2 separate regions of the Homo sapiens genome follow, and region 2 is linked to region 1. A link is an interaction called in ENCODE POLR2A ChIA-PET data of the cell type or tissue named here. Cell type or tissue: HepG2. All regions are shown on one strand. Links, peaks and the distances in the headings refer to the core of each region. The heading gives the core; the rest is flanking DNA.

Region 1 (5,389 bases), core at 82-5,081:
TCTTGAGGTTTTCTTGAATCCAAAAAGAAATAAGGAACTTGGGTCCAGGATGCAAGAGAGGGAATTCTATGAGTAAATATCTTCATTTAGCACATTTTGTTAGAGCTCCTCAAAGAAGGCCAGGAAGTTTTTCATGCCAGTAATAAACCTTGAGGAAGCCTAGGAAATAACCCACTGGTCTGTCTTCTAACATGACAGCCGGTGTTCACTCTACATTCAAATGCAGAGTAGGGTGTGTGCCGGGCAAGATCTCCTGTTTGATTCCTCTGTGGGTCTTGTCTCCAGGAGGGCTTTATTAAGAATCTTTCCACTCACTCTTTTTAAGCTTATGTCCCTTTCCTTTTAAAACACCAGAATTCAACATTCATTACCTTTCTTCCCTTTGATTGCCCACTGAAGTTTTCACAGAGGAAGTAATGGTTTTCCTGTTTCCTTTCGGTGTGGCCATTTTGCACGCCATGGTTCTCCTTCCCTTTTTTCAGTCTTGCATTCAAGTAAAAGCAAGTCGTCTTCTACTGTTAACTGCGGGAAAAGGTTTGTGGGGGCCTTTTTTTTCCCTTCCCTCCTCCACAACTGGAAAATATGAGGCAGATCTTGTTTATGTATGCTGTAACCTCAAAAAGAGCTGATACGCTGTTGTCATTAAAGAAGAATCCCAAGCTGTTTATCCTGCAGTGGAGTCCGAGAGCTCTAAATCTGACAGCCCCCCTGGGCCTCCAGGCACAGACTGTGGAGAGCTCTTCGCTGCTTTCCCAGGCCAGCTCCAAAATGCAAGGCAAAGGTTTCCGTTGCTGAATCCCTACACTCTGGGAACAGACAAGATGTCAATGTTGTGGCTTTATTAAAAATCAGAGGCTTTCTTCCCTTGTATTAACTTGTTCTTTGAAATCTGTTTTCCAGAGGCCTTTTCTACTCTAAAATGTAACTTGAATACCCATCTTTCTGCTACATTTTTCTCTGTGGATCTCTTATCATGTTCCAGAAATCATTTTGCAAATTTATTCTATAGCCAGTATGTTTGGCAAAATTATAATAAAATAAGCTTTCTTATTTATCTAAAAACTAGTAAAAACTATGCTTGAGAAATACATCTTTCTGTTGAAGTTTGGTTCCCAATGTTTCTTTTAATCTTATTTTCTATGCATGTGCAACATTTGATTTTTTTTTTTTTTTTTTTTTTTTTTTTTTTTTTTTGAGACGAAGTCTCACTCTGTTGTCCAGGCTAGAGTACAATGGCACGATCTTGGCTCACTGCAACCTCTGCCTACTGGGTTCAAGCGATTCTCTTACCTCAGCTTCCAGAGTAGCTTGGATTACAGGTGCGCACCACCACTCCTGGCTAATTTTTGTCTTTTTAATAGAGACAGGGTTTCGCCGTGTTGGCCAGGCTGGTCTCGAACTCCTGACCTCAAGTGATCCACCAGCCTTATCCTCCCAAAGTGCTGGGATTACAGGCATGAGCCAACATGCCCGGCCTGATTTTCTTTTATAATAATGATTTTTTATAAACCTTTGTTTGTATAAAGCTATTTTAATTGCTTATATTTTTTTAGGATATATTTTATTGGTCTATGTTAGTTCCCTTTGTTTTGGTTTATCCTGGGGTCAAACCCAGATTCTCCCTACAAGGATTACATTAGATAGAGATCGTCAAAACCAGAAATGATCAACCTGAAACACTTCCTGGTCAGCTTTTGCTAAAAGAAGATATATCAATGCAATATGATTACCTTTCAAATAATGGACTTCTAATGACACAAGAGAACAATCTAGAGCATGCTAGTTGCTGCCACAGAAATGGATACAGAGACAACCCACAGTCTGGTTCTCATCCTCGTGTCCTTTACCCTACAGGAGAGAAGGGCTTATGATAACGAGCAGAGATTCCACTTTTATTTTAGGAAGCTTAGAGGTTAGGAAGACCATAATTTGTTCTTTAAACATCTCTTGCATTTTTATAAGTTCTCTTACCTTCAAAGCTTTATTCGAAGCTTCGGGTTTTTGCTTTTTACTTCATATCCCAATCTTTGTCTTCTCTTTTCTTTTTCTTTTTTTTTTTTTAACTGTCTCCTATACCCACTGATGGCAGACTCTGTTTTCTTTTATCTTCTTTTCCTTATTACACAAGAATTAAATGAAGCAACATCTATAATATAAATTCTCGGAAAAATTACACAACATGGTAATAACTAATTATAAAGGCAATTTATAGATTTGGGGAGAATTTCATCCCACAGTGATAGTAACATCGTTGGACCTGAAACCAGGACCTATTGATGACTGACCTGGGGCAATTTATCTCTGAGCTTGACTTTTCTTATCTATAAACTTATCTTAAACTCTACAAGCTTCTTGAGCTAATCCTTCTGGGGTATTAGGATTCGATTCAGGAGAGCTGAGTTGGAGCCTAGAAATCTTCATTTCTGATAAGCTCTCCAGGCAATAGGCCCTCAGACCTCACTTTGAAGACACAAAACTATGTAATTTCTAAGATCATTTCCTGCCTAAAATTCTGTGATTCTGAGTCTTCTTTCAACTACATGGCTTTGGGCAGGGCTGATGCTTCCTGGAAACTCACTGTTTCATCTGCCATATGTATAATTAAGAAATATATTTGTTAGTTATCTTGCCCGGAAAACCCTTAAAAATGTAAACAATAATTTTGATCAGAGTTAAGTACCTCTTTTTGTCACTGCTCAGTGGAGGCTTGTCTGTTTCATTCCTTTAATCTCTCATCATATGCTTATCTCTGTAAATATATTTTTCCCTCTCTAAAGGCCTCTCAGATGCTTTTCATCTTTCTGAAAGAATGTTTAAAGCCAAAGTCCAGGTGCTTACACTTTTGGACTTAATAACTGAGCTGTTTTTACTCACCACCCGCCCAACACCCTTCTTTTTCTTTTATCATTGTCAGCATGTGCTGAGCCCCTCTGATGGACAGCTTCACATCTACTTTATGCTTTGCTATTTCTGTTATATTGCAAAATCCTATCTAATCTGTGGGTTACAGTATCTATCTGGTTGCTTTTGACATGCTTTCGAGGTTTCATCCCCACTGAATGTCAGTCTTCTGAGTTATTTTTTCCTGGATACTTGTACTTAATTGTATTTTGCCAGACTGAACTCACTGTGTACTTTACTGTTCATTTTTCTGATCTCCAGGGATCCATGAATATTGTTTGACTTCACCTCTGTTTCTTCTACCATCTCCACCTTTAGTGCCATGTGAGGAACTTATTAATGTAACGTCTTCTCAGATTTCCAGGTCATTAATAAAGTTGTTTAATAAGATCTTTTGTGCAGCCTGGGAATTAGTCAGACTTACTCAGTATTTACAGCTCTGCTATCATTTCTTGCCCACTATTATGTCCTGTGTAGTTAAGGATGCAATAGAGACAAAAATTACTTTTCAAATTACAGTTCCTGCAAGAGATGTCTCTTCCCAGAAGACCCTTTACTGTTCCACATAAGAAATCAAAACTCTCATTTAATTAGAGAGGGCTTTCGGAACAAGGCTGGCCAGGGTACGCTTACATAAGCTTGTTTGCAGATTCCGGTTAGGTCTCCCAAGGTCACAGACAGCTGTGTTTTGCATTTAGCGTCCTTTGAAAGAAGAGTGGATGCTTGGATAGCTTGTACTTGACATGCAAAGAACTTAGGAACTGCATACTTTCACATGTTGCTCGTAGGTTCCAAGCAAATGGGAACACACCATCATGCAGAAACTCTCTATCTGCCGTTATCCTGTGAGCTCCCAATCAGTGATGCATGGTGTTCTTAAGAAGTAGACTCAGGCAACAGCCAAAGTCATTTCTTTCTCTTACAATCTGAGAAGCAAGTATGTTTGTACTTCACTGAGAGTGTTTCAGGACAGCAACCAGTTTAAAAATAAGAGTAGTTAAACAAAAAAGGTGGTTAGCTATTAAGCCATGGCTGGATTTTATAGCACAAAAAGTTAATGCAAGGCAGTGTGTATTTAAGATAAGGAGGATTTAAGGAAATGGAGAGGGGAGAAGAGTAACATTCCAGGTAGAGGAATTGCAAGATAGCCTTCATCCCCACAAGAATTAACATAGTAAAACAGTACAGAATGAGATAAATTCAGTAAAAATAATAAGGAATTGGCTTTGCCCAGTGGCTCACACCTATAATCACAGTGAGGTGGGACAATGAATTGAGCCTAGTAGTTCAAGACCAGCCTGGGCAACATGGCAAGACCCTGTCTCTACAAGAAATAAAAAAATTAGCCAAGCATGGCTGTGCATGTCTGTGGTCCCGCTACTGGGAGGCTGAGACAGGAGGATCACTTGAGCCCAGGAGGTAGAGGCTATAGTAAGCTGTGTTCGCATCACTACACTCCAACCTGGGTGACAGAATAAGACCCTGTCTCAAAAAAAATAAGAATAATAAGGAATTATTAAAATAGAAATTTAGGACACCCAGTTTCACTTACTCAGACTCTAAAATGGAATGTCAGTCGTTTAACAGCCAGCTAAAACATTATTAATTGTACTAACAATATTGAGTTATCCTATTTATAAGTTAGAATTGGGCTTGCTTTAAAAAAAAAAAAGATAATATATGCTGGTTTGATAAAAATTTCATGTCAGTATTTTAGTATACAAACATCATATTGGTGCTAATATATTTGCTCCCATTCCTCAGAACAACTAAAGAAAAGTAAATTAACTTTTCAAAGTGTTGAAGTATATAGGAGGGAAAGTAACAGTAGTTATTGAAATAAAACACCCTCTAGAAATGCACCCTTGCATTTTAGCCAATAATTGATAAATCCAGAGAAAACGTAGAACTTTGCCTAATTTTTTTTTCTGTTACAGTTCTTACATGTAGAACGATGACATAACACATATGTAATATAAAACATAATGGTTGTCTTAATTCTCTATTGCTACATAGCAAACCACTCCAAAATGTAGTCGTTTAAAACAGCAATAATTTATTTTTTATTGACTAGGTCAAGGGTGTCCAATCTTTGGCTTCCCTGGGCCACATTGCAAGAATTGTCTTGGGCCACACGTAAAATACACCAACACTAGCGATAGCTGATGAGGTAAAGAAAAAAAAAATTGGCCTGGCATGGTGGCTCGCTGGCCTGTAATCCCAGCACTTTGGGAGGCCGAGGCAGGCAGATCACTTGAAGTCAGGAGTTCAAGACCAGCCTAGCCAACACGGCGAAACCCCATCTCTACTAAAAATACAAAAATTAGCCGAGCATCATGGCGGGTGCCTGTAATCCAAGCTACTCGGGAGGCTAAGGCCGGAAAATCCCTTGAACCTGGGAGGTGGAGGCTGCAGTGAGCCAAGATCACACCACTGCACTCCAGCCTGAGCGACAGAGTGGGACTCCATATCAAAAAAAACGGAAAAA
Region 2 (5,389 bases), core at 246-5,245, 170 kb before region 1:
TATGATGCATTCCTTTAGCCTTAATGAGCATAACTAATGCACTAGAGTTAAAAATGGAAATCTCATATTTTAAGATCATATTGGAAATTATTCTACCTAAATCTTTTTACAAAGTTTTCCATGAATTATATTAATGACACAACTAAACAAGTTATTGTATATAAAGGATTTAGTTTTTTTGTGAGATCTAAATGGTAGCTGTTGTGATTGCTGTTGTTGCTTTTTTCTAGCAGTTTCCTAACCCCTATTGCATTCTTCAGCAAACTATTTCTAGGACAAAGTACTAGGAATCTGACATAAAGTACACTGTTCCTGAAATTGTTATGATAGATGCTTTGGACTCCCACCTCCTTGATTGTGATTCCATTATGGTCCACCTTCAGGGCATCTTTTCTTAATGCACATTAACTCCCAGGGTGATGAACCAGACTCCCTGGGTTTGCATGTTGAATTGCATAACTTCTCTGTGCCACCGTTTTCTCATCTGTAAAATGGGAATGGTGAGAGTACCTTCCTCATAGGGTTGTTATATTTAAATGAGTTACAAACTTTAAGTGCTTAGAGTAGGGCTTAACTAGTTAGCTGTTACTAGTACATTCCTAAGGTGCTAAATACGGTGTTCTGGTTCTACTGGATCTTTGAAATCGTATAATTCTGAGGTCAGAACCAACTTGTCAGGACTTTAGGATGAAATAAATATAAATGTATGTGAAAGCGATTTGAAAAGTTAGTATGTAATACATATCTAGAACAGTGTTTCACACATAGCAGGTATTCAGTAAATATGTATTGGATGAATTAATTTAAAAATTAAAAATATTATATATAATGGTGATATCATTAGTAAAATTTATGACTACAGGATGGAAGTCAAAACCACTCAACCTCCTTGAGTTTGAGACAGAATATTCAACTCATCTACATTGATGAGGTGCAAAAAACAAAGATGGTGATGATGAGGATATTAATAACAACTAACACATACCTGGTGCTTCTTGTATGTTAAACACTATTTTTAACCCTTTATATTGATATAAATTAATTCATTTAATCTTTACAGCAGCCCTATAAGGGTTATCCCCATTGAATAGATGAAGAAACTGAGTCTCTAAGAGGTCATAAATAACCAGATTTCAGATGAGATAGAGTGCGTTCAGGGTGGTATGGCCATAGACAAGATTTCAAACCAAGGAAGTTTGGCCCCAAATGCCATACCTTTAGCCCTATGTTATAACTAAGGTGTAATTTCATAAAAGTTATTTGTTCCAACCATTTCTTCACACACTTAATATTCATCAGAACTTCCATAAAGTACCAAATGGGCTGATCATTGTGTAATCTTCCCTCTTTCTTCTTTTCCACGCAAGTCTTAAGTGCTGATACTCAAACTGAGCTGCACGTTGGAACTACCTGGTGTGAGCTTTTAGCACAGTTGCTGTTTCAGCCTCAGAGATTCTGACCTAATTGATGTGCCCCGGTTATCAGGTTTTTTAAAAGCTTCTCTGGTGATTCTTACATGTAGCAAAGTGTTAGAAGCACTGATCTAAAGGAAAATGAAATTGGCCTAGGCCCTAGAGTATGCCTGAGGGGAAGGGGCATGATGGTAGTAGGATCTGGACCCTGGAGAATCCAGGAGTTGAAACTCAAGCCAGTTTGCTTTGCTTCTTATTGATAATTATGAAGGCAGGCAGGGAATACTGGGTGGAAATACTGGATAACATTTGGTGTGGAATTTACCAAAGGATTAAACTGTATACAACATTCTTTTAACTTGTTATTTAATACAAATCAAGTAAGCTTTAGTATTGCTTTAAGGATTGGGTCTTAGATGGTCATTACAAATCTTCAGGAAAGTGTTGTTTAGAAAAACAAAATGGCTACACGTTGAAATAGGATAGTACCTTCCTTTAGAGATGCCAACTTAATTGCTCCAATGAGAAGAGTAGTCTCCCTTTACTAAACTGTTTAGGAAAATTGATATTTATTTCTAATGTTTATGGTTTGTTGTCTCAGAAGATTAATGCCAAATCCTCAAAAATGTAGTGACAAGCGATGACTCATTTTAGCTCATGTCAAAACAATGCACTTTTGTAATTTTCCTGTCCCTGGAGAAGCTATTAAACACTGAACAAAATGCCTCAGAATGAAACTGATTGAGTGTTTCAAATTATGTACTTTTGCTTGGCTATTAGCCAGATGTTCGTCGGGAAAGCTCACTGTACATCAAGGCCTATGATTTGTGCTGACAATAATATTACATAGTTTACACTGCTTAAATATCAGCGATGTGTATTCTAAAGCTAAATAGTCAAAGTTCAGTCTCTTTGCATAATCAAGTTGTGTAACTCTACTCTCAGCCAAGTGATTTTTCCTTTATTAACTCTGGACGGGATGTAAGTAATGGGTAAGGTATTTTTCTCTGCATTATCTTGTTGATAAATAGCACAGATTCCAGCTAGGTTAGGAAGAGTCTCAACACACACACATACACACACATTTTTAAGATTTATACATTTGATTTTTTTGTGAGTGGTACCACCTGCCTTGTCCCTAGTAGAGCTCAGCATAATGTTTTTTGTGTAGTAGGTACACAAAATATGTGTTGCTGATAATGATGCCAATAAACAAAACAAAACACAGAGTGTTTTTTTCATTAATTTCCTATAATCTGCCAGTAATATATGAGGTCTTACAAGAATCAGTGTTAAGCCAACTATGTTTTATTTTTTAGAGACAAAATATTTAAATGATTGGCTTGCTTTCACTGACCTCCTAAGTAATAGAAATATTCATGATGTTATATTAGACATTTGTGGAGGACAATAAAATTAGTGTAACTGACTCTTAGTATTCGAGACATTCTTAGTACCATGTGACATTTTTTTGAGTAGGAATTTGGGGGCATGGTCTCTTGACAACCAAAAGTATGAGGTTACTCATAACAGTTTCTATTACACCCAGCACCTGGGAAAGAGTCAGTGCTGAATAGATATCTGTTGAATTGAACTGAATTGAACAGATATTCAACTCATTCTCATTTGCTCATGTTTTACAAGAAGCAGTTTCTCAGATGCATTTCCATGGGAGGACATGAAAAAAGGTAGTGAAAATGAAATACCTTCTGATTCTATGGCATGGTAATAGGAAGTTATCTTGATATATAAGGGTATCTAGCTGTCAGCTCATTCTGAGGAAATGGTGTGAAGGGTAGTAATTCAAACTATATCTGAAAACTATAGTTTTGATCCAGGGAAGAAACCTTGGATTATAGTCCATTGTTACCAGTAGACACTGGACAACCAAAAAGATTAACAAGTCAACAAAATGCTTGTCAGGAAGAGATTCACACTAAATCAATAGTGTGATCTTATTTTTTATTAAAAATCAGGCATATCCATGTTATGCTTTCTACTATTCTAGTTGCCTGTCATGGAAAAGGTTTAACAGAATTTGGAGGTTACACAGACAGAATGGTAATGGGGTAACTTCCATGTGAAGATAGTCTGAAATTTAGATGATAAATTGATAGATTAAAGAGGAAAAAAATCTATGAAAGTGATTTATTTAAAGCAACTAAAATCTATAAAATCATAAGCAGTGTGGCAGGACAAATACTCCTGTTCACCTAAACCTAGAACTGTTAGAATCTGAGGTTTCATGATTAAGGATATAAACAAATGGTCAAACTTCTGGGTTTAATTCCTTTCCTGCCCATTTATACTTTTGTGTCCCTAGGTACCTTATTTATCATCTCAGGCCTCAGTTTCTTCATCTGCAAAATGCTGCTTATAATAGTAACTCTCTCATAGGGTTGTTATGAGGATTAAAGTTTAAGAGAGAAGCACTTAAAACAGTAGCTGGCACGTCATAAATCTGTGTGTATTCATACATGTGTGTATATGTATACACATATGCATGTTTTTTTTTTTGAGACGGAATCTCGCTCTGTCACCCAGGCTGGAGTGCAGTGGCGTGATCTCAGCTCACTGCAACCTCCGCCTCCCGGGTTCAAGCAATTCTCCTGCCTCAGCCTCCTGAGTAGCTGGGATTACAGGCGCCTGCCACCACACCCAGCTAATTTTTGTATTTTTAGTAGAGACGGGGTTTCACCATGTTGGTCAGGCTGGTCTCGAACCCCTGACCTCGTGATCCACCTGCCTCGGCCTCCCAAAGTGCTGGGATTACAGGCGTGAGCCACCGCGCCCGGCCATGTATGCATGTTTTAAAGAATTTTCCATATGGGTTAGGTGGACCAAAAAAAAAGTAGGTTTAGAAGAATTTTGATAGATTTATGGATGATTCCAAAAATTGGCTGTTAGGAGTAATTCATTTTTTAAGCTTGCATCTTAACAGGACCCTACACAACATCCTTGTAGCTACCATGAGAAACTGGGACCCTGGGCTGGTTGGATCAGTGACGTGGCCCCCAAAAAAGTGTGTCTTTTTTTACTAAGATGCTTCATATAGAAAACTACACAATGCTCTTTTCTTATTTCTGAGGCAGAAATAAGAAATAATAGAGCTGTCGTCCCCTGCTGCTTCATTTAATGGTACTCATTTGTCCTAAATAAAAAACTCTTCATTTGGTAATAGAAAAATATGGCTTCAAGTAATAGAAACAAGCCCAAGCTAATTGAGTTAAGCAAGATCTCTGGCCAGGAAGAGTAACTGTTGAGATATGCATCTTGTTTTTCTAAGCAAACACTCCTATTTCAGAATCTGATTGGACCTTAAAATCTGCTTACCTGGTTTAAGCTGCCCAATTTTCAGACAAGCACTTTACATTTCTGGCAATAGTGAGTGTGATGAATGTTTTTGTTATTATTGCTCTTAATGATAAGTGTATGGCTTTCATTACAATAAACAAAGGTCTATAAGGGCCATAGGCCAGATTGTTTCACCATTAGAATGTGCTTATTTTATTTTCATCATTTGCTAGTATTTTTGTTCCTAATCTTGGAAGAGATCTTTCAGTAGGGAGAGAAAACATTGCTATCCAATCAAGTATTTGTAACCATTTTCAGTAGTAGAATCTGCCTGGCAAAAATTTATTTGGTTTCTATGAAGGCAGTGTTTTCAGCCCTAGCATTTTTGAATTATCAAATTAAAATAGAGCTTTTTAAAAATATATTTACTATGCTTCTTTAGAATAGGATATTCCATTAAAATGAGGTCAAAGAGCCTTCCAAACATTAATTCTTGTTATTTTGACATCTTTTTATTTCAAACATAGTAAGCCTTGAGGTTTCCTTACTTTTCTCTTTTTTTTGTTTTTTTGTTTGTTTGTTTTTACTTTTCTTTATGGCTGCTTATTGCCTTCCAGTCAATTTTAGATTCATGCTAATTTTACCCCATTATCACTGTAGCAACTACCTCCTTCTTGCCTCCC

What was found. Peaks named below come from ENCODE experiments on the same cell type or tissue, not always from the same donor. Only the 100,000 strongest peaks of a DNase experiment are listed, where the experiment ranks them.
Region 2: POLR2A ChIA-PET joins it to region 1 with 12 read pairs; 4 of 35 experiments call an interaction of 5 or more read pairs at or near these places.

What each region holds. Positions count from the first base shown.
Region 1 is chr3:100,073,518-100,078,906 of GRCh38, forward strand. The region is part of intron 1 of CMSS1 (cms1 ribosomal small subunit homolog); the gene reads left to right. The region is part of intron 1 of FILIP1L (filamin A interacting protein 1 like); the gene reads right to left. Among named protein-coding and RNA genes, the nearest start is that of FILIP1L, 38 kb to the right of the region's middle. RefSeq lists enhancers at 1-495, 496-1,030. In HepG2, for the core only: no CTCF peak of the experiment used is centred there; DNase peaks (open chromatin) are centred at 2,824 and 3,594; H3K4me3 peaks cover 806 bases.
Region 2 is chr3:99,899,341-99,904,729 of GRCh38, forward strand. All of the region lies in intron 1 of CMSS1 (cms1 ribosomal small subunit homolog), which reads left to right. The region is part of intron 4 of FILIP1L (filamin A interacting protein 1 like); the gene reads right to left. All of the region lies in intron 1 of LOC105374010 (a long non-coding RNA gene), which reads left to right. Among named protein-coding and RNA genes, the nearest start is that of MIR3921, 62 kb to the right of the region's middle. In HepG2, for the core only: no CTCF peak of the experiment used is centred there; a DNase peak (open chromatin) is centred at 2,261.